Regions from separate parts of the Mus musculus genome. Here regions 2 and 3 are each linked to region 1. A link is a loop called in an ENCODE intact Hi-C map of the cell type or tissue named here. Cell type or tissue: left cerebral cortex. All regions are shown on one strand.

Region 1 (8,000 bases):
ACACAATGGACTCCTTTAATCAGAATAATGAAGAACAGCAGCCTCCATGCAGGAGTGGAGACTACACCAGAGCTCCAGCTGTTACGAAATATGCAGCAAGAGATCTAGTACTTTTGGCAGCCCATGCCAAGGGGTAGCCCTGAGAAATTATGCCATGCAAGAGATCTGGTGTAAAAGAGGTTTATCAATGGAGGGAGTAGGAGTAAGGAAAAGGAGAGGACACCAGGGAGAGATCGTCTCTTAGAACAGTGGTTCTCCACCTTCCTTATACTGAGACCCTTTAATACAGTTCTTCATGTAATGGCGATCCCAGACCACAAAATTATTTTTGTTGCTACTTCATAACTGTAATCTTGCTACTATTATGAATCATAATGTAAATGCTTGTGTTTTCCAATGGTCTTAGGTGAGCCCTATGAAAGGGTTGTTCAACTCCTAAAGGAGTCATGACTCACAGGTCGAGCGAGAATCATTGTTTTAGAAGGTCAAGAAGCTTCTAGCTTACAACACTTCCTTGCTGTGGTTGATTGGATACAAACAGCCCCCATGTTCTCAGGTTGGAATACTTAATCCCCAGGTGCTGGGACTTTTTGGAAGGATAAGGAGGTGTGGTCTTGTTAAAGAAGGTGTGTCTCTGGGGGTGGACTTTAAAGTTTTAGAAATCCATACCATTTTCAGTTAGTTCTCTCTCTCTCTCTCTCTCTCTCTCTCTCTCTCTCTCTCTCTCTCTCTCTCTCTCTCTCTCTCTCTCTCTCTCTCTCTCTCTCTCTCTCTCTCTCTCTCTCTCTCTCTCTCTCTCTCTCTCTCTCTCTCTCTCTCTCTCTCTCTCTCTCTCTCTGATTCATGCCTCAGAGCTTGATCAGATGTGAGCTCTCAGCAACTGCTTAAGCACCATGCCTGCCTACCTGCCTGCTACCATGCTATACCATCTCTTATAACCATGAGAGATGGTCAGCCACTCTCATTCTCTGAATCTGTCAAATCCTTTAAACACTTTCTTTTGTAAATTGCCTTGGTGACCCAGCACAGTAATAGAAAAGTAACTAAGACACGTATATTATTTTACTTCAACCGCTTCTTAAAATCCCTGTCTCCGAACACAATGGTGTTGGGGATTGGCATTCTGGAGTGTGTGATTGTGAGTTTCCCTGGTCAGCTTGATGAAATTTAGGATCACCGTGGAAACAAGTCTGTGATCATGTCGAGATTACCTTGTCTGAAGTAGGATGACCCACTCTAACTGTGGGCCGTAACATTCCGTAGGATGGGGACCCGGACTGAAGAAAAAGGAGACAATGACGTGAATATTTCGGTCTCTTCCTGACTCTGGACACAGCATGACCGGCTGTTTCCTCTGCGATTCCTCTCATACCTTCTCTTCCATGATGAACTATAGCCCTGTTGTTAGAACCCAATTGAGAAAGCTACAGACCAGTGTGCATATAAAGCCAAAGTCGAGTCTTTTATTAGCAGGTGATTGAGAGCAGGCTCTTGCCCCCAAAGAACTCTTGGCACCAAGCTCAGGAGTACATCATTTATAAAGGCAAGAAATGAAATGATGTCATTGCCAGGTGTCGGTCAGGGGAACCGGGTGACCTTTGTTTTGGCTAAGCATTCAACAGATGTTTTGGTTGTTCCTCTGGGCATGGTCAGGGCCATGAAAAGAACTACAGGTTTGAGAGGTAGAAAAATCCCTGAGAAGACATAAAATGGAATCAGGTTAAGATCAGAACAAGAAAGCAGCTACCTCGGCCACTACAAGCAGAAATAAACCGTTCTTTCTTAATTGTCTTTTGCCAGACTTGTTGCTGCTGCAATGAGACGAAGAACTAATGCAGAATGGGGGAGGAAAGTCACAATTTAAGCCGTACCAGACAGAGAGCCAAGGGGATGAGAAGAGCAGAGAATTTGTTTCTCAACTCACTTCAGCCTATAAGCACTGCCTTGTAGGGTCTCTCTAAGATCAACAGGTCCATCTGACATTTCAGATATGATCATTGGACGATAGAGATAATGAAAAAAAACCTCTTGTTTCACATAGAGACGAGCACTTGGAATAACCAGTGGTACGCACAGGAATCTTTTGGGGCTGGAGCGAAGATGCCATGCTTTAGAGCTCTTATTGCTCTTGCAGAGGACCCAGGTTTGATTCCCAGCCCCTACATAGAGGCTCACAACCAGTTCCAGGGGTCCTCATACTCTCTTCTGCCTTCCTTGGGCACCAGGCACACATGTAGTATGCATACATATATGCAGACAAACATTCATACATATAAAATAAAGTAAATACGTATTTATTTGTTTTTTTTTCTTTTTAATTTTTTATTAATCATTCCATTCATTTACATTTCAAATGATAACACCCTTTTTGGTTTCCCCTCCACAACCCACCATCCCATTTTTCCTCTTCCCCCTCCTCTTTGCCCTTAACCGGGTGCTTTCTCACCCACTCCTGCCCCACCCCTCCAGTATCACTGGGGCATCAAATCTCCACAGGACCAAGGGCCTCCCCTCCCATTAGTGACAACGCCATCCTCTGCTACATATGTATCTGCAGCCATCCTTCCCTGTACTGTACTTGGTTGGTCTAGTACCTCGGAGCACTGGGTGGTCTGGCCAGCCAACATCGTTCTTCCTATGGGGTTGCAATCCCCTCTGCTCCTCCAGTCTTTTTGCCAGGTCCCCCACCGGGGGTCCCCAAGCTCAGTCAGATGGTTGGCTGCAAGCATCTGCATCTGCATTGGTCAGGTGCTGGCAGAACCTCCCAGGGAACCGCCACACCAGGTTCCTGTCAGCAAGAGCCTCTTGGCAACGGCAACAGTACCGGGCGTTTGGTGTCTGCAGACAGGATAGATCCCCAGGTGGGGCGGTCCCCAGATAGCCCTTCCAATATATATATTAGTGCAGTTTCAGAGCGCTTGAGCTCACACAAGCGGAATTACTCACAGGACTCTGAAAGGTCAACAAAATATCACTGTACACACCATGCACAATACGGCTCCCCGGCCCTGGCAATGCTAACCGCTTACTGCCCCAGGAGTGGTAAATCTATCGCTTGTCAGATTGGATGCTTTCATTCCCAGCCTCCTCCACAGTGTGCAGTTTGCGTCACCAGGCATGATTTGCATGTAGGTCACAGATTCGTATCTACTGCTGAAGTCAAATAGCTGTCACTGAAGACCGTGGGCCAGAGGAGCCTTTGTCTCGTGCCATTGTGTAAAGCTGTTGCTGTTGGGATTTAGAAAGCAGCCACCTGAGATTTGATGACCTGGGATGCTGAAATGTGGCTTCCAATCTGGAAGCTGGTTTTTTTTTGGGGGGGTGGGGTCAGGATTTCTCTGCATAGCCTTGGCTGTCCTGGAACCTGCTTTGTAGACCAGACTGGCATCAAACTCAGAAAGATCCACCTGCCTCTGCCTCCAGAGTGCTGGGATTAAAGGCATACATCATCAGCTCGGGTGGAAGCTGCTTTTTAAAATACAACTTTCAGCCCCCCTTTAAAATATAGCTGTCGATAATTTCATCTAAGAATTGCCAAAAGACCTCTCATTTTAAGATTCCCACTCATCTGGGGACAATCCTAGCCACGCTTGATTAAGGTGAGCTTTGTTGTGGTTGCCCAAAGTGACTTGTATATCTTACGTGACACCAAAAAATATAAGTAACTGTCTCGTTGAAAATTCTGTAGATCTACTAACCAAGGGCTCCAAGCATGTCTTTGTAAGTCAGGCCAGGGGCTTGCACTATCCCTAGATAAATATCTCAAGAATGAAGTGAAAGCGTACTCCCCGTTTCTCCTTGGAGTAACAACCATGTGGTCACTCCATTCTTCCCCACCACATGGGTTCTGTTTGAGCAGATGCCATCTGCTCAGGGTGGGAGGGGCAGAGGGCGTAGACCAGATGGTAGGTAACACCTGGATTCAGGTGTTTATTCCTGTCATCCATTTTAGCTAACTTTTAACTTTATACCTGATCCCTGTTTAATTAAATCACACAAACATGTGATGTAAGTAAATACAACCATAAAACTGACCTTGTAAATTATGAACAGTTTTATGGTTATATGGGCACGTGCACATGGGGATATGGAGGAGCGGGGGGGAAGGGATGAGTACTGTTGAGAGGTATAGATTTACGTGTGTATGCATTCTAAAACTCAATGATTATTGGGAAATAATTGCAACTCTTACAATCAGTAGAATCACTGTGAACATTATGAGTTATTGTGCTTCAGGAACATACACGATTAGTTTCTCATGAGCCCCTTGTTCACAACATTTTTGCTAACCCAATACATAGTATTATTTTCATGTATTTATGTTTAGAAACACCTTGTTGAACCTAACGACATCTACCAGCACTAAAACTCATGGCTAAACAAAGCCAAACTAATGCAGTTTTTTCTTTCTTTCCTTCTTTCTTTCTTTCTTTCTTTCTTTCTTTCTTTCTTTCTTTCTCTCTCTCTCTCTCTCTCTTTCTCTCTTTCTTTCTTTCTTTCTTTCTTTCTTTCTTTCTGTCTTTCTTTCTTTCTTTCCCTCAATAAGGTTCACTGCAGTCTTTCTGCTTCTAGGAATATTAAATAATGTGCCAGCCAACAAACAGTTTAGCAGCTGTTCAGACAGGGAAATGACCAATTTTTAAAAAGTGCAATATATGGAATACTTTCCACCAAACAAACCATGAAACATTTTAGAACGTTCTGTTGTAGAGGTAGAAAGAAATTGGCATGGTATCAGATAATAACTACATGTGCTTTCTGCCCAGCCACTCTGAGTACAGGTGTCCTATCTATAGACAGCCATTAAAGTAGTGTATGTATAAGGCTCCTCATTGTAACGTTGGTGAGTAGAAAAACATTTTGAAAAGAGCCTAAATGTTTTCTATTTTGTTTAATTTTGCTTTTTGTTTTCTCGCTGTGTTTTGTTTTGTTTTTGAGACTAGGTCTTGTTATGTAGACCAGGTAGATCTTACACTTGCTGTTTTAACGCAAGTTATGAACTCAAACACACAATCCTCTGCCCTTCATTCTCACATTGCAATGCAGGTGTTGACTACTAATCCCTAAACCAATAGCTCTCTGTTTTAAGGGGGAAATGATGTAGCAAGACCACAGAATTTATAACACCATAAAAGAATGAGAAATCTCATTAAAATATATTTAATTTTTTAAAAAGTATACAGGGTTGGGAGCATAGCTGAGTGGCAGAGCACAGGTCTAGCACCCCCAAGGACCTGGGCTCGCTTTTCAGCATTGCAGCAATAGAACCATGCCCAGTCTAGGAAGCTAGCTCAGATGTAAGGAGCTTCCGTGAGATCCTGGGTTTAATCTTTAGTAATTAAGTGGTGTGTGTGTGTGCAGTATACTGTTACTCTATGTATGTTTACAGTTTAATGATATACCATTTCACTCTTCTCTGACTTCAATTTGTTTTAGATGACTCACAGTCCACAAAATGTCACATATCACATCTGTGTACTTGACACCAGTGTAGTTTCTTCCCACTACCTCCTCCTCTCAACTGACAGTTTGGTAACTTTCAGTAAGACCCGTTTTGGGGCAGGGCACAAGGGCGGGTGAAGGTAAGCATTGTCTTCCCCTGGTCTGGTTATTTGTATTCATCTGTTGTCGCTTAGTTGTTAAAGTCCCTTGGCTTGCTTGGTTTTTGTTTTCCAAGACAGGGTTTCTCTGTGTAGCCCTGACTGTCCTGGAACTTGCTCTGTAGAATAAGCTGGCCTTGAACTCAGAAGTCTGCCTGCTTCTGCCTCCCAAGTGCTGGGATTAAAGGCCTGCACTACCACACCCTGGCTTTGGGCACTGCACACCTCCACTCTTGGTTCTTCGGTTATACAAGCTTTGCCTTTTATCTTTTCTCGTGTCACTGTCAAAACCCTCGTGACTCAACCCTCATAAAAGCCCCAGCTTATTGACTTTTTCAGAAATGTGAGGTGGTAAAATGTCTTAACTTGGTGCTCATGTCTCCAAGAGTTATCCACATGTTCATGTAGCCTCAATGTCTCCCTGCAGGTTATGGGTATGATCCTGTCTAACCAACTGTAACCTACTGGGGTCCTCTTGTCCTCTTTGCCAGAAACTGTTGTTCTCTGAAAAATTACCCCTCTGAATGCAGAGTCTCTCACATTTGTCTCATCTAAAAATCCTCCCTTGATGGAGAACTCTTGCAATCCTAGAACTTGGGAAGTGAAGGCAGGAAGATCAGGAGTTCAAGGCCAGCCTGGGTTACAGGCATCCCTGTCTCAAAAGATTAAAGTGAAAAACTCCTCTATGCTTTCTCTCTTCTGGTTCTTCCCTGGCATCTGTACTGGCTGGTTTTGTGTCAACTTGACACAGCTGGGGTTATCACAGAGAAAGGAGCTTCAGGTGAGGAAATGCCTCCATGAGATCCAGCTGTGGGGCATTTTCTCAATTAGTGATCAAGGAGGGAGGGCCCCTTGTGGGTGGTGCCATCCCTGGGCTGGTAGTCTTGGGTTCTATAAGAAAGCAAGCTGAGCAAGCCAGGGGAAGCAAGCCAGTAAAGAACATCCCTCCATGGCCTCTGCATCAGCTCCTGCTTTCTGACCTGCTTGAGTTCCAGTCCTGACTTCCTTTGGTGATGAACAGCAACATGGAAATGTAAGCTGAATAAACCCTTTCCTCCCCAACTTGCTTTTTGGTCATGATGTTTGTGCAGGAATAGAAACCCTGACTAAGACACTTGGTCTTTCTCTACCACCTGACTGGCTGCAGGTCTCCTTACCTGCCTCCGTAGCCTCTTTTTCTTCACTGTGGAATTCTCAAGGACTTGATATCTACAACCCAACTCCCTGGAAACTGCTCTGGCTACAGATATGTCTCCTCAAGTGTTGTAGCAAATAGCTAAATTTTGAGTTTTATCTTAAGAGACCTGTTCTTGAGTTCTCACCCATAACCAGGAAGTGCATTTGTTTTTCCTTCCTCCCTCCCTTCCTTCCTCTCTCCCTCCCTCTCCTCTCCCTTTTCTTCCTCTCTCACTTCCTCCCTCCTTTCCTTCTTCCCTCCCCCTTCTCTCCTCCCCTCTCTTCCTTTCTCTCTTTCTTTTTTTCCTGTAGTGGTGGCAGCAGCGGCAGCATTTTGTGAATAAGAAGTAGTCATCCTATGTAGCACAGGCTAGCCTTATACTTGGAATTCTCCTTCTTCTGCATTCAATGCTAGAATGACTTGGTGGCATGTGGTGAGAGATCCTAAGCCTCCATCTCTAAAGATGAATCTTCCTCCCCAAGCACACACTTAACATCTTCATGTGGATTCAGCATGGGGCACATCTGAACAGAGAAAAATGTGTGTGTGTCCTCACTTCCGTTCCACTGTCTTTCTCCCTGCCTTGTCTCTTTCTGGGTCTACCCCAAGTCACATGTGACCATTCAGTGCGTTATTCAGAGCACATTATGATTCTGCATGTGTCAGGATCCCAGCAAGTCACATGACGTGACTAGGAAATATGAAGCCACAGTGTTTGGGCTGGAGAGATGGCTCAACCATTAAGGGCACGTATTGCTTTTAGAGAGGACCTGGGTTGCCACATGGTACAACCATTCATAACTCCAGCCCCAGGACTTCTGAAAAAAAATCACATGGTGCTCTTACATTCATGCAGCAAACCATTCATACACATGCATCAAAATAAATAAAAATTTTAAATAAAAACTTAAAAACCCACCCACAGTGTAAAGGCACAAATTCTAAAGTGTGGGGGCGGGGGGTTAGAAACCAGGAAGTAATGGAAACAATTACTGCTAGGAGAGCAAAGAGCCCAGAGAAAGTGTCTGGAGAGAGAAGACTGCCAATGGCAGCCATCAGCTAACTGGGAGGAAAGCAGAGACGTTATGTCTTAGGCTCATTTCCCTCCTATCCTTTTAGCTTCCACTGCTGTCTTTGGTTGGCTGACTCCACTAGCCAAAAGAAGATGAGGTACTGATTGATGGATGCTATCCATGCCATTGGAGAGCTAGCTCTAGAAGGAT
Region 2 (8,000 bases), 65 kb before region 1:
TAGAACTGGCAACAACACAATGCATGCCAATTAGGAGATAGAGGTTGAGTGGTTAGAATGAGAACCAACAAAATAGGGTTCTTTTTTCCCCCCTTGCTGCTCCTTCTGATATGCTAAATTAATATGCAAAACTGTATGCACAAAGGAAACTCCTCCTATCCTTCTGTCCCCAACTTCCTCCCTCCTCTGTCCTCTGTCCTGGGACTATTCTTAGGGAGAAGTAACTAGCCATCTATTCACCCTAGATAAAGGATGAAGGGCAGACCAGAGAAATTCCACTCGAATCTGATTTAGTGAACCAAAATTCATTGGGGTCTATATTGGCACATCCATGACTCAAAAGTAAAGGCTACCAACTGTATCCTCAGAGCTTCCTGATGAGCTTCGGATACTTAGGAAGGTCCTCCCTCCCTCCCCCCTCCCCATCCCCTTGTCTCACATGTGGTAGACGATCACCCCAGGAATGAGCTGCACCCCAACTCTTGAAAGGAATTTCACATAATTCCTTTATTCTCCTTTATTGAAAACTAAAGTCATTTTGAGGTTAAGAAATCTTCCAAATATTTCCCAAAGTAAAAATAAAATACTCTTGTAGATTGTTGCTATTCTTAAAACTAAAGTTACTTTGCCCTGGGGTAAGGAGAAGGAGGTTTAGTTCCCATGATTTTGGAATCTAACCTCTCTGCCGTTGGTCTCCAGGCTTCTTGCTAGCCTATCTGAATAAAGAGTTTTAAAGGTTCTGTTACAGGAAATTAGGGTTCCTTTCTGTAGGAACTTTGTCTTGTTGGTGAGGGAATTTCAATGGACTGAGAAGGAAACTGACCATTGTAGTAAAGTTTGTGGGGGAAAAAAAAAACAAGGGGAAGTCAAGCTATAAATGTTAGCTGCTCTGCAGAGGAAAATGGAGAAGAGGAACCCTTTGCATTAGGGTCCAGGAAAACACGAAAGGTCAGCAATGGAAGTTGGCAAGCAGTACAGCAGAGAAAGTGAACTTGTCTGGAGTGTAGAGGCAAGAATGCTTAAGATGTCGGCAAGTATTCAAAAAACAGATGGAGGGGTGTGGTGGTTTGAAGAAAAATGGCCCCCATGGGCTCATAGTTTGAATGTTCAGTCACGGGGAAGTGGCAGTATTTGAGAGGAGACATGTGGTCTTGTTGGAGAAACTGTCCCTGGGAGTGGGCTTGGAAGTTTCAAAAGCTCACTCCAAGCCCAGTGTCTCCCCACTCCAGCTTTGGATCAGAATGTAGCTCTCAGCTTGTGCTCCTGGGCCATACCTGCTACCATGCTTCCCATCCTGATGGAAATGGACTAAAGCTCTAAAAGTGTTAGCACACCCCAATGAAATGCTTTTAGAAGAGTTGCCTTGGCCGCGGTGTATCTCCCGAGCAACAGACAAGTGACATCGACAAAGGGCCGGGATGAGGACAAGTTACACTTTCTGACTTAGAAAACTAGGCTGATTTGGTGAAGATCAACAGATAACAGCCCCAAGGGAGTAGAGGGTAAAGAGACTAGCCAGCCAGAGCATGACAAACATGGCTTTGGCAGGCCTTGCCCTTCTCCCGCATTCCCTATGCCTTGCTAAAAACAGTTAGATTACATTCCTAAAGCTAGCCACCAAGGTCTGTTCCCTTATTTGGCCACTGTCTCCTCCTAAGGCTGACTACTAAAGCTGACTAAGGTCCAGCTATCAGAGTATTGAAGTTCAACAATCCAAACCCCCATTGGCTCACCTAATTAACATGCCCAATTAAAATGATGAACCTCATCCTAATATGGGGTTCCCTGTTTACCGTTATAAACTGCCATTTGCCTATGGACCATGTCTGTCTCCTATCAAGAGGCTGCCTTTTATCTCCCTCTGAGACAAATACCTCTTGTCCCTCTCCCTTGTTCCCTTCCCCTTCTCCCTAATCTCATGTCTTTGTCTCTAATTCCCTACCCTTTGTCCCCCTAGGACAAATAAATCTCATTGTGCCTAGAACTTGGTCTTACCAGTCCTGATACTGATCCTGTCATGGGGGAGGGGCAGTGTGTCTTCTGGTGTATCTATAAATATAAATACATTATCTCATTCTGATGATGAATGCTCCCAATACCTCAGCATTTCTTCAGGTTTGTGTGCTTTTCTGAAGGGCCCTCTCCTGGCCCAGTGATTGGGAAGCCCAGTTGGATGAACTCTTAAGGAGAAGAACACTACAATATTTGGGACAACTTAGAATATCAGTCATGTCTCCCCCCAGAGCTAGAGGTAGAATCCTTTCCTTCCTTCTAACAGGAAATCTCTTCCCTCTCCTGGACCTTGACAAAGCTCTGATAACCTCTTCATATGGTGTTTTAAATCTTGGTAGGGGCAAAGCTGATTCTTTTCAGGAAACAGGGGTTCATCCCTAACCCTCGCAGGCCTGCTAATGGCTGCACAGCTACTTAACAGTTTGCATGTGAATTTCTTCCAGGATTTTTTTCCAGTTCTTTTAACATCTCAGGCCCCGTTAAGGTGGGACCTTAACAATACTGGTGTCCATCTGTGTTTCAATGTTCCTGGTTGGGCTTTTCTCAGATATGGTACGATCCTCCAATGTATAATGTGGTTGAAGACTTTCAGAAAATGTTGCAAAGCAATTTCCTCTGGGATTAAAACATTCTATCGGGGCTGGTGAGATGGCTCAGTGGGTAAGAGCACCCGACTGTTCTTCCGAAGGTCCAGAGTTCAAATCCCAGCAACCACATGGTGGCTCACAGCCATCTGTAACAAGATCTGACTCCCTCTTCTGGAGTGTCTGAAGACAGCTACAGTGTACTTACATATAATAAATAGGTAAATCTTAAAAACAAACAAACAAACAAAAAAAAACCATTCTATCCTGCAGAGACATTCTTTAAACAGGAAAGTAAACAACTCAAAATAGCTTCAGGAAGTCCCTGAAACTGACCAGAATCACTAGGCCCTTCCAGAACAGGCAGAGTAAGATACAAAAGCTGAGAGTCCTTCTCAGAAGAGCCACTAAAATATAGTGAAGACTGATACTAGACCAGCTGCCTGGAAGACGCTTAGACCAACTAAGTTACTTGGAAAAAAACCGCTTTCCAACCTATTGAGCTGCCTGCAAGCCGTGCTCCAGATTCCCATCTTTTGTGAGCTGTCATCCACGTTGGGGTAGCCTTTGGTGACATAGCTATCTTTGAGTCATTGTGCTCCTATAAATAACCCTTATACCTGTAAGTTACCCCTCACCTACATAACTGTAAATATACCCTCACCCATATACCTGTGAGTAACTCCTCATCCATATAGCTGTGAGTAACTCCTCACTCATAGACCTGTGAGTGACCCCTCACCCATATACCTGTAAGTTACCCCTCACCTACATAACTGTAAATATACCCTCACCCATATACCTGTGAGTAACTCCTCACCCATATAGCTGTGAGTAACTCCTTACCCATATACCTGTAAGTTATCTCTCACATACCTGTGAGTAACCCTTTTACCCATATGCCTGTGAGTAACCGCCATAAAACTCAGTTCACCAAGTTGGACTTTGGTGTTATCTGTCGTGGGCTCCCTGTTTGGGTCGAGTTGATGTTTGTGTTACATCTTCCCAGGAAACATTTTGACGCAGAGCAGGAGGGAAGGAGACCAGAGTCTGACCTAAAACAGACTGGTGTTAAGGGACAGCCAACTCCATTTTTCCTTCCTCAGTTAAGCAGAATGTTTGATTTGTTCTGATATTGTTTCTTATGGTGTCTTTCTCCCTGAAATCATGTCCCCAGCTAGTCAACTTGGTCGTTGTTGTTGTTGGTTTTTTTTTTTTTAACTTGTTCTTTCTCTATACTCCTGTGATTCACATATCATAAGTTCTTTTCATTGTTTCATGGTTTGTTCTGTGAACTGATTACAAAATTCCACGTTCTAAATCACTTGCTCACGTGTTAAAAAGTTTCCCCCGCTTTTGGTCAGGGCTGCTTCATCCTCCTACTTCTGAGGAGACGAAGTGTGGCCCAGCCATAAAATAAAATTTACCTCGTGACATCTCAGTGTTTGGTTTTCCACCCCATAACCAGTTGGACTAGGCTTATTAGCACACACAGCAAGGCAGCAGCCTCTCTTCCATGGGCAATTAAGGTCTCTGCCAGGGGAAAAAGCTGACTGTGACCCTTTACAGGGGCAGGGTGTGGGACTTGAGCACGAGGAAATTGTTGCAAGTCAACAATTCCTGAGCTTGTTTGCCCAGGGTGAGAGAGACTGGGAAGACAGGCTGTCCCAACAGAGTTCCCTTTCTGTGCTGGCCGAGGTCATCTGTCATCTCAGAGGAACCCTGTTCTACAGCTCCAGTGATCTATCAGGAGTCAAAGAGAAGTAGCCCTCCATTTTAATCGAAGTGTCTATACAGGACAAAATGTACTCTTGATTGAGAGGGTGCACTGAGAAGTGCAATGCACAGAGACAGGGAGTATGGATTTGATTTTTATTCTAAGGAAGATGGTGGCTGCGTCTTTCCTCCATTGGCGGCTGGGGTCAGACCTCACAATATTATTCAGCTGGCTGGTCTAAAAAGAATCGGTGCACTGGAAAGGAAGAAGAAGAGGGGAAAGCGTCACTGCTGCAAGCCATCCAATTCCTGCAACAGAGCAGTAGAGCAGTGGCCCTTTGAGTGAACGAAGGCTTTACTAGATAGGGAGGATTAAACATTAAAACATTTGCATTAAAGTCTTACCAGGTGTGTGTCAGGAGGGGGAGATGAAAAGATTTTAATTCCTTGTCCTGAACACAAGTTTTATCCTATTTGATGGAAAAGACTCGTATTTGATATTTCTCCCAGGGGGAAGTAAAGGGACATGGTGACATTCCTGAAGCCACAGTTCTGGTTCCATTTACTTTCATACTTGAATTCTAAATGTACTAGAATGTAACGGTAATGATTCCGCCCTAATACCTGCCCACAATACCATTGTTCAATGTGCCCCATTGTTCAGTGTGTTCATTGTTCACCATCACTCACTCTACCTCTGGCACTGACCATTATATATCTAATTTGGGAATCATTTTCAGTCTGATAGAAAGAAGATCAAGGCCATTCTTGACATTGAGAGACTTGAGAACGGTGTCTCAGATAGGAGGTCAGTAATCATAAGCCAAGACTGCTGACTCTTGGCATAAGGTGGCTCCCACAAGCCACAGAACCAGAATTCAGTCTAATCCTAAATAGCATTTACATATTATCCACCAAAGCCAAGGATTTCTCCATGAAGCTGAGCACAAATCCACTTCACATTTTGAATCTGCACCACATGCCAAAACTCTCCTTCTCCCGTTGCCTTCCTGTGGCCTCATGAAACCTTCCTGCTTTTTGCTTTTTTGTTTGAGACAAAACCTTGCTGTGTAGTTTTGGCTAGCCTGGAACCCCGCTGTGTAGAGCAGACTGACCTTACATTTCAAAGATACCTGCCTGTCTCTGCCTCCCAAATGCAAGGGATCAAAGGAGTTTACCACCAAGCCCAGCTTTCCTGGTTTGTGTTTGTTTGTTTGTTTGTTTTCTAATCTCTCCCAACATTAAACTCCCACATGAAGACAGTTTGCATAAATTAGATGAGTTGTATTTTTTTGAGTTGTATTTCTGTTCATGGGTGACACAGGATGAAGAGTGATCCTTGCATTCAAATTAGAAGCGAGGCAAGAAGCCTGAAGAAGATACTGCCTTGAACAAAAGTAACACAATCTGGAAACACTGTTGCCCTAGACAGTTGGCGCTGCCTGAGCCACTGGTAGCCAGATCTCCACTGATGGTGTTATTAAACGGGCTTCTCTGCTTAGTAAGGAGTCTGGGATATGTAATTCTCAGAGCCCCAGTGAGGTAGAATATGGCAGAAAAAAATTAATTACTGGTCTATTGATTTATTTAGTGTGCCTTAAAGCCCTGCTTGTAATGCCTGTTTGCCAGGTGTGACGTCACTTGCTACAGAATAACCTGGAGAAATAACAGCCTGCTGACAGACACATTCGCCTAGGTAAAACCTCACATGCTCGCCTACCTCTACCTTGAGGTTTTAACGTATGCAATGAGAATACAAACTGGGCCTGGGATTGAAGCCTTTCAGGAGCTGTCCTGGCTTCAGTTCACCGATGGCATCTCCTCTCTTCCCCTCTCATTGGTGTCAAAGAGCTTACTCCAGAAGGATTCCCGCAATATCACTTGTAGGTGATATCTGATCGGCAATATGGCGTTCCTTCTACCTCAACGTGTTGAGTGAGAAGAAAACATGATTCCTAGCACAGAGGCTGCAAAAATACAGATTAGAATACTAATCAGGTGGGTAGGGAGAGAGGAGTCAGAATCTTCAAAATAACTCCCACTATTCTTTTGGCTCTTCTCTAGGATCCGTAAAAACTAAATGTGGATGGGTGGTTTTTATAAACTATGCAAAACTCCGTCTTGGTAGTTGTTTATAGATTAACGTCCAATCATGGGTGAGCTGTTTTATAGTTGCTGTGAGACCCCCTTGGGGCATTACCTCATCATTTATTAAAAGCCCCTGGATGCACTTCAGAGTGCATGGGACAGCACGGGGTGTTTGTGCCCTTCAGATTTCTGAAGAGCACAATGCGGTGTTCTCTGAATGTGAGCCTGTGCACACAGACATAACCCTGCTAGAGTGTGCACCAGAGCATGAGAGGCCATACAGGTGTTTGGTCTACTGTCAGATTTATAGTCTCAACTTCACAAAAAATTTCCAGACTTTTTTTTAATGCTATGAATGTGGGATGCTCTGGGAGAAAATTAGATTTGGATATTAGCCCTGCCTGACCAATCAAATGTTGGGAGCTCCTAAGCTAGTAGACGAGCATTGTGGTCTTTAGATTCTTTAGACATTGTGATCTTAAGTTCTCTGAAAAATCTACATTTAAGGTGCTTTGGGGCTTCCCTGTCAGCTAGCTCAATCCCACTTTTGGGGATGCATTTGCTTAATTAATTAATTACCTGATTCTTCATGATCTGTATTCTCTCTCTCTCCCTCTCTCTCTCTCTCTCTCTCTCTCTCTCTCTCTCTCTCTCTCTCTCTCTCTCTCTCTCTCTGTGTCTCTCTCTACTGGGCATGAGGCTAAATTAGAATTTCACCTAAACACTTGGAGGGAAATAGTACAGGTATGGTCAAGATAGCAAACAGAGCATTCTAGGCTAAATATTAGTCTTCGTCTCCCTAAAATTAAAACTTAACAAAACATATTGTATTTTTTAAACTGGGTATGTTGCCTTCTTAGTCCCTAAACTGGAACTCTGCTTAATATTGCATTTCTATGACCTGGTTTCTGAAAATACTGATGGACCCATGTAGATACCAGCCTGAGCATCCTGGAGACAAGGGCTCAGCTCCAGGTGTGCCCAGTGAGGACCAGAGATGGGTTCTGATCTTCTGGGCTCCTCCAAAGGGCATGGGCCACTTCTCTGGCTCTGCCCTCTGCATCTTACACAGCTTATCTTCCAGGGTCCAGCTACACTTCTGCAGCTGTCACAGCAATACCCCACACTTGGTACAAATTTAAGTCTTACTTTGGGATTTTATTGTCACGATACCCCATGACCAAAGCATTTGGGGAGGATTCATTTTTGTGTTTTAAGCATAACATGTTATGGGAGTTTCATTTTTTGTAAAGTCTAATTAGTGATCTGTAACCTTCCTGTACTTACCCGGCGTCTCTTTCTCTAGATTTTTGGGTTATTTTTCTTCTTCTATGATTTCGTTGAAAGTGTTTTCTATGTGGTTGATAAGCTATTCTTCTCTTTCTGTGTCCATAACTTGAAGATTTTGTCTTTTCCTGGTGTCCCAGAAAACCCTTAATTCCACTGACATCATTTTCAATTTCCAACTGACCTTTACTGCATGGTCCAATTCTCCTCCCTTGTCATCCAGCTCTGGTACCATTTTCCACGTAATCTGTTATGTTGACAGGGCTTTCCACTGAGTTTTAAATCTGGCATTTAAACGTCTCAGGTCTGGCA
Region 3 (8,000 bases), 50 kb before region 1:
CCGCTCGCTTGCTTACTTTATTTGTCTCTCATATGGAACTTTCTTCTGTGCAGGATTCCCTGCTTAACTCTCCTTAGAGTATGATTGCCCCTTAACAGGGCCTTCCATAAAGGGGTGGTATGTGCTGCATAGCTCTTGACCTCTTGAACTTGGCACCCAGTCACTCCCCTGCCTTTGCCAAGGTCGCCTTGCTCAGCTGCTGTTCCCTAAAAGCTTACTTTGGGGAAGAACGGCTCTTGAGGTTTTAACACATGTGTGACTTAGCAGCTCTACAGTGTTGTTAGCCAAATACCTCCTTCTCAAAAACCCAAGGGCCTCAATAGGCTGGGAGATGGGCTGGCAAAGGCAAGCAGGCTTTTATATCGGAGTGCTGGGTTTTATTCAGAGTAGAAAAAGACAAATGTATCAAGCACACAGGACGGGAGCAGCCAGCAGGGCAGGAGCAGAGGGCAGACTGTGGAGGTTTCCACTATGGGGCGACCCACTTTGCAGACTTGGCTCCCACCACACAAACGAGGGCGTGTCTTGTTTGGTCAATATTTAAGCCTGGATCAGGGCTGGCTCTATGGTGTCGGTTGTGGTTAATTTTGATGTTGCTTCTGCTCAGTCACACTGTGTTTCGAGCATCCTTCAGACTTGGGGACAACTCTAAACCTCTACATAACCTGGAAACTGCTCTTGGTACAGTCTAAAAGGAATTCCCTTTATGATGTTTTATAGACAATTTACGAACCAGAGCTTTATCATGGAAAGCCCGCAGTAGGAGCTTTTTTGGCTTCTCAGTTATGGCACACAGTACCAAATATTACACAGTCCTGCTGGCCATCAAGGGAAATGGAGCAAAGACCCAGAGAGCCAACAGAACTCCCCACTCCCCAGAAGTAAGTCACAGGGCCAGAGCTTGGCCACATCTATGTGATTTGGATGGGAAGGAAAAGTGGATAAGAAGTAACCAGGTTGCCATGGTACTTAAGGCTCATGCCCAGGACTAGAAGAAGAACAGCTGTGGTAAGAGCATCTAATTTATGAGAAAAAATAAAGCTGCCTGCCTATATCCACCAGACACAAGAACCATGGAGAGTTTATACCCCATCAGATGTAAGAACTGTGGAGAGCTGGGCGCTTCTCTCTGGGTTAGCTGCTGTCTGCAATAGAGGGATGGATGAGCAACCTTAAAGTCAACTATTTAGGATGGCGGTTGGAACCCTGTCAGGTCTGCTTGTGGTTGCCTTGCTGGTTTTGGTTGGTTGGTTGGTTGGTTGGTTGGGTTTTTTAGAGTTAACATTGGTCTGCATGAATTGACATCAGTGAACTAAGGAAGATGGTTCCTTGGTTAAATTAGCCGTTCCAAGGCTGTATCTTTGATTGTTAGTTAACTTCAGAAGGAATTGTTTACAGTACACTTTCAACCACCACCATATTAATCAGACTCGTATGCATTGAGAATACTTGTTCCCCTCCATTATACTCTGGGGATAGCAATAAACCTATTCTATTTATTTATGAGAATTTTATACACAAGTACAATGTATTTTCATCATATCCCTCCCTCATGCCTTCAAGCCCATCTACATTCCCTTCTAAAATGTATGTTGTCCTTTATCATTGTTTTACACACACACACACACACACACACACACACACACACACACACACACACACACACATTTATATATTCTGCTGAGTCCAATTAGCATTTCTCGTATGTAAGTGGTTGTGGGGCTGAATATGGGTGTGAGCAACTGGCTCCCCCTGAAGTTTAGCATAGGGTTTCATCTTTTGGTGAACGCTGAGAACGCTCTCATCTTTTAAGTAATGTCTGAGAGGGTTTTGTAATTCTTCACTTGTCATTAGCTTTTTACACTGATAAGGTGATCTCACCCACCTGACACCAAATGACTCCTTTTGGCCGCTTAGCAGGATTCCTTTCTAAAACCGTAAAAGATTGTGGTTGCAACCTTGCAACCGGGTCCTTGACACACACTGCAAGTCAGAGCCACTTGGCACGGGAGCTGCTCTCCAGCACCTCCTGCAGAGCTTATCTAGAATTCCAGCTCTGGGGGGTGGGGGGGGGGGGTGAATTGAAGAAAGCTTACAAGCAACAGGCAGGAGGACAGGGCCTGAGCTGCTGTGTCCTGAAGAAGATGGACATCAGGCTCCTTTGGTGTAAAGATGACAGACCAACAGGCAATGGCCAGATCATAGGCCAAGACAGAACTTTGACGTGATTTACATCTCTCAGTCCAGACAGCCAGATTGTCCCTGCGAGGGTGGCTTCAGCATAGACGCTTAGGGTGGTTCCTGGGAGCAGTTAAGTCCACTCAGCAGATGGTCATTTCTATTGTCAGCTATGGACACGAAAAAGCGTTCTCCCAGAAAGGGTTTTGGAGAGGGTGGTAGAGTGTGCAGGGCTTCTGCGAACCTGAACATGGTCTGCCATGGTGCATCCCTAATGCTAAGAAAAATGTTGTCTTTAAATTAAAATGTATACAAAGGAGTTTCATTGTGTCTCTACCAGGGTTCCTAAGAAAATGAAAAGCCATAATGCTAACTGTGTGACCTGGTAAATGTTTTAGTAATTAAGGAGAATCTAGGAGAATAGAAACAGAAGAACAATTTTATTAAAGTCAGAGACAGAGAGGACCTGCCATGAGATTGCGCCTTCTAACTAGTCAGGGAAGCCACACCCATCAAATCTCAACAATAATACTGCCTAAACAAGACCTGGGTAATTCCAACAACAGTTGATACCCTAACATGAATTGAGGAAATCTCATGGGTCCCTACCTCTAAATGAAGAGCTGTAAGCAGTCAACAAGTAACTGAGGAAACATTAGTCTTCCCAGGGATGAGCCCTTGATGGGTGATCCAGTACCAAGTGGTCGTCCCTAGAAATATATACAGGCAGAAAACACTGAAAAGACTCAGCCGGCTACATTTATGTTTGCTTATACATATATGTAACAACAATGGCTAGAGAAAGCTATGAATTTGGAAGGGGGAAGAGACATAGGACGGAAGAGAAGGTGGGAAAAAAGATGTAGTTATAGCTTAATTAATTTTTTAACGTTTTGCTTTATGAGAAATATGAGAAGTAACAGCAGAGCTAAAGGAGTTTTCCAAGTTGGTGTACATTACTACCTTGAGATGATGTGGATAGAAACAAGATTTTCTCCCAAAGGAAAAGTCTCATTTATCACGTTTATTCTCTCTGCCTTAGTCACACCCCCCTAACAAAGACCCTTCCACATACAGGTTTCGATGATCTATGCACTTAGAAGGTAGAACCATCCTGAGTTACGCGTCTCTGAGGTTTTCCAGTTAGTGCCCTACCTCTGTCATCCCTGAAGGTTGTCTGGTTGCGGGAAGAATGGCAGTGGCCACTTCTATGAAACTGCTGGGGGCTGCACAGCCACAAAGGCATTCTCCTCCAGGAGGCTCAAATTGAAGACTGCCTGAGAGACCAAGGATTGCTGACAATGGCAGCCAATCAGGAACTGCTGTTTAGAAGACGTGCTTTCTTGGGACCCATGGGGCACAGGTGGAGGGTATTAAAGGAGCTTGGAGCAGCGTTCAGGTGAGCTTGTTGCACATGCTCTTGGAGTCTGTGTGTTTGGATTCCACACCACTTCACCTCCAACCCCCCAAGGGCAGGTAGGATCGGACATTGAGGGCACAGACAGCATCTGGTGAATTAGGAAGAGCTGAAAACCCCAGGCAAAGTACAAAGTAGTGCAGCTGGTTTCTGTGTCCCTCTCCTTCTCTCTGCGGTCAGGTGGCGAGCATCTCCGGCAGTTCAGCGGAAAAGGAAACTGTTCTTCTGGTTATTTCTTGACACTAAGATCTTAACATTCACGTGAGCTGTGATCCTCAAGAACAAGACACAGTGGAGGAGGAGGGACTGGGTTTGCAGCCCTAGACACCAAAACTTGTGATTCTAGACGCAAACCTCCCACTACTATAGGATCTCTTACTAGGACTTGGTGCGAGCATTTTAGTGAAAACACACATGATACTTCCTGTGCAAGATGAGTCTGTGTGCCACGCCTAGATATGAAGAATACTTTGATGTGATACTTTTACATGGGATGAGTCTGTGTGCTGTGCTTGGATAGGAGGAACACTTTGATGTCCTCACTTCATAGCTAAGGGAAGTTCACTCTCTTCCTTGAGAAATACTAAAGAGGGCCATGGGGTGGTTGCTTTTCTGTATTGTAAGCAGATAAAATTTCCCCATATTTGAAATGGTAACTTTTCTGAATTGAGAAAATTAAACCATAGTTTGGGTCTCTTGCCATTTCTATCGTTTACTTAAGTACCATTCCGCATTGATGCATCTCAAAACCTTTGCACACCCAAGTTTCATACACTGCTAGGTATCAATGGATCTATAACTGGATGGAGACTTGTAAGAGGATCCTGCTGGGTTCTGGGGGTTGAGAGCCATAGGAGGACGGTGATTTTCATACTGCTGCCTTCTCATGGCTTGTTCTCATTTTTAAATTTTATTTTACTATTTTAAGTGTATGGGTGTTTTACCTTCATGCACATCAGTGGACCATATGTGTGCCTGATGACCTTGCAGGCCAGAAGAAGGCATCTAGTTCCTCTGCAATTGGACTTACAGGCAGTGGTGAGTGCCCTACGGGCACTGGGAATCAATTCAGGTCCTCTGGGAGAGCAGCTGCTCCCCTTAACCACTGAACGAGCCATCTCTCTACCCACTTCTCACAGCTTAAAGCCATGACTGGCACACACCAGCCATCAAATCCCATTTAAGGAACGAGTTGGCAGACATGAAGCTACCCTGTCATGGCTTTGTAGACTCCTCTCGGCAGAGCTGAAAGAAGCTTGCTAACATTATTGTCCTTTACCAGATGAATTAATGCACATGACCTGGTATTTATCAGAGCAATGCCCATCGAGAACTTTGAAAAGTACAAACAAATGCTACAGAGAATATTACTTTGTTCCCCGCTGGGCAACTGGAGAAGAAGGGGAGTCTCCAAGAAACATTTCACTTCTTCTAAGATTTATTTTAAGTTTCTTTGAGGAAAAATGCTTGTAAGCACTAACTGGAGCACTGTATCATATTTGGAAATTGAAAAACATCCAAGAAGGAGGCCGTGGGGGAAATCTGGCCTCTCTGATAATTTAGTGGGTGTGTGGCAGATGTGTCTGTAACTCAGCATAATTACTCTTCCAGCAAAGCCAGTGCTAATCCTTTAACAGTTTCTTACCGCACTGGGCTCAGTCTTTGACTTTCTATCAGTTCCATATGAGGAGCCAATTTCATCTGTTTGAAAGAAAGGAAGATGACACCCACCAGATGTGTAAGAAGACATGGGCAGTTCATAGGATCACTGTCCCCTGTGCCTAACTTGGTGCTCTGTGCTATGTTAGCCACAAACAAAGCCCACAGTAGCCCAGCACTCCCAACTATGGGTCCCTGTATATGTTCAGTACATTTTGAAAACTCCCCTATCTGGACTGGTGAGTTGGCTCAGTGGTTAAGAGCGCTTATTGCTCTTGCAGAAGACCATGGTTCAATTCCCAGCACCCACACGGAGCTTGCAATCATATTGAACTCCAGTCCCAGGGACTCTGAAGCCCTTCTTCTGGTCTTTGAGGGCCCAAGGCAAGCAGGTGATACACATACGTACATGGAGGTAGGACCCTCATATACAAAATACTAAATAAATAAATAAATAAATAAATAAATAAATAAATATCTTTAAAAATACTTTTAAAACCATATTTAAAAAAACAAAGAACTTCCCTATCAATGTTTAAAGCCAGATATCTGCCTTTTTCTTTTTCTGTTTTCCTATACTCTGTAATAACTCCCTTAAAAGAGTCTGAATTATAGACTTTAATGTGAACTATATGCAACTAGCAGTAAAGTTTGTAACTGTTCTTCATTTGTGATTGAAAAGAAGATTAACTTAGAAACGACCTCTCTTGGGCCAGAGAGATGGCTCAGCGGGTGATGGCTCTTGCTGCCAAGTCTGAAAACTCGAGCTCAATCCCCAAGACATACATGGCATTAGGAGAGTGGCATGCATGCAGCCACATGCATATAAACATAAATACAAAGATGAACAAATAAGAAGCGAACTCTCCTGAGCAAACTATATTCAAGTCTCATAGCTAAGGAGGGCTGTGCCGTGTGATTTCGTGCTTACTTGCCTTTTTCAGTTTATATCTGCTCACTTCATCTGTCTCTCTTTAGTTTAAAAAATTTGCATATTTTATGAAACTTAAGTCCCTAGCATGAATGGAAAATAATCGATGCAGTGGCTGTCATTCACCAGCTCACCATATAAAGGTGCTGTTCCATTTCACACGTGATTTCTACAGCATAGTCTCTAAGATCTTTTCAAAGTAGTTCTCGAGAGTGTACTTAAGGATATCGAGCCTAATGATGTTCAAGAGAATATTTAATTTTTTTGTCTGACCTATGGATCTTTTCCCCATTGGTTTGTCTCACTGTGTGTTAGCACCCTTGGGTACGATTATGGAAGTGATAGCAAAGAGATAAACAGACTGACAAAAAGCATCCTTCAGGTGAGCCTCCTGAGGATTTGATGTTTGAAAACGCTGGGTTGTCAGGCACAGAATACCTGTGCTCTGCTGCTGGTCTGAATGAGAGGGTCATTCAAGACACCCATGAGAAGATGTGTGCAGCCACAGTGAGTCAGGTTCCCTTTTAGATCCTCTCTGGTCCCCTTGCCCTGCCTACTTATGTCTTGGGGATTGAGCATAACTTAATCTTCTGTTGAGAGAACCTTTCTTTTCTTTTCCTTTCTTTTCTCTTCTTTTTCTTTTTCTTTTCCTTTCTTTTCACATTGTATGAAGGTGTGCTTCTGTATTTTCAATTGTTAAATCTACAGAACTAAGTGCTAAATGCTAGCAGGATTTTGGTTATTGTCATTTCTATCACCCATCACCAGGGTTTCTGTTTTGCAAATATTCATCCTTCCTCGCCTGCCTAAAGGCACTCTAGAATTGTATCAGAGGTCATCTTGCTACTAATTGGTTGTAATAAAGATCTGTTGGCCATTATCTGTAACTGGAAGTGGGCAGTGGAACTTCCGGGCAGAGAGAACGATGCAGGGGAAGAACACAAAATGTTAGAATGGGCATCTAGGTTAGCTTAGTCTCTAATTAAGGTGAAGTGGCCTAGAGAGTTAGGCCAACTAAAATCCTGAAGATTTCGGTGAGCTGTGGGAATTGGTTTCAGGCCCTCTCCTCTGAATTGCTATTAGAGTAACCACCTCCAATGTTGGGGGGGAATCTGGCCTCTCATTATATCTTTATAGTTTTGGGGGGTTTTTTCTTTATCGTTTCTTAAATTTAAATATTGGCAACGTCACACGTGTAAGCGATGTGTTGTGAACATCTTCATTCTGTTACCATCTCTTTCCCTCTCTACGGGGCCTTTCCTACTTCCCATGAGTCCCCATCCTCCCTTCACGTCTTACTGTTTTTGTGTAGGTCTTGTACACGCAGCAATAGCTGGTGTGTGTTCACGATCATGTCAGCCATATCACGTCTAGAAGAAAGTGTATTATAGGACTCTCACTATTCTTCCGCTCTTAAAAATCTTTCTTTCTCCATTTCGCATCACGCTCCCTAGATCTTGGAGGAGGCAATACAGATGTCCTGATTAGGGCTGCACACTCAACAGCCCATCCCTTTTTTTGTCTTTTTTGCCTAGTGGTGGGTCTCTGCACGAACCATTGCCCACTGCAAAAAGATCAGATAACAACAGTACTCTAAGGGTATAAATATAAATATTTGAAGGCAGTTGGGCTACATATCTACTCAGCTTAATATCATTAGGAAATTCTTGCACGCGCTCGACTGGCCAGGAAGAACGACGCTGCAACAGGATCCTTCTGCACAGGTTTATTGGGAGAGCTTGATTGTAGAGGGGAAGAGACCCCGAGCCCAGAACTGGTGCTGCTTTATAGGCCTAGGAGAGGCGTGTCTCACAC

What was found. Peaks named below come from ENCODE experiments on the same cell type or tissue, not always from the same donor. Only the 100,000 strongest peaks of a DNase experiment are listed, where the experiment ranks them.
Region 2: a loop joins it to region 1, with 1.8 times the contacts of the local background. A loop is called at or near these places in 5 of 42 quality-filtered maps.
Region 3: a loop joins it to region 1, with 1.8 times the contacts of the local background. A loop is called at or near these places in 2 of 42 quality-filtered maps.

The regions. Positions count from the first base shown.
Region 1 is chr1:34,376,476-34,384,475 of GRCm38, forward strand. No RefSeq gene overlaps it. Among named protein-coding and RNA genes, the nearest start is that of Mir5103, 53 kb to the right of the region's middle. In left cerebral cortex, no CTCF peak of the experiment used is centred here; a DNase peak (open chromatin) is centred at 3,094.
Region 2 is chr1:34,311,435-34,319,434 of GRCm38, forward strand. No RefSeq gene overlaps it. Among named protein-coding and RNA genes, the nearest start is that of Mir5103, 120 kb to the right of the region's middle. In left cerebral cortex, no CTCF peak of the experiment used is centred here; no DNase peak of the experiment used is centred here.
Region 3 is chr1:34,326,834-34,334,833 of GRCm38, forward strand. No RefSeq gene overlaps it. Among named protein-coding and RNA genes, the nearest start is that of Mir5103, 100 kb to the right of the region's middle. In left cerebral cortex, no CTCF peak of the experiment used is centred here; DNase peaks (open chromatin) are centred at 4,821 and 5,130.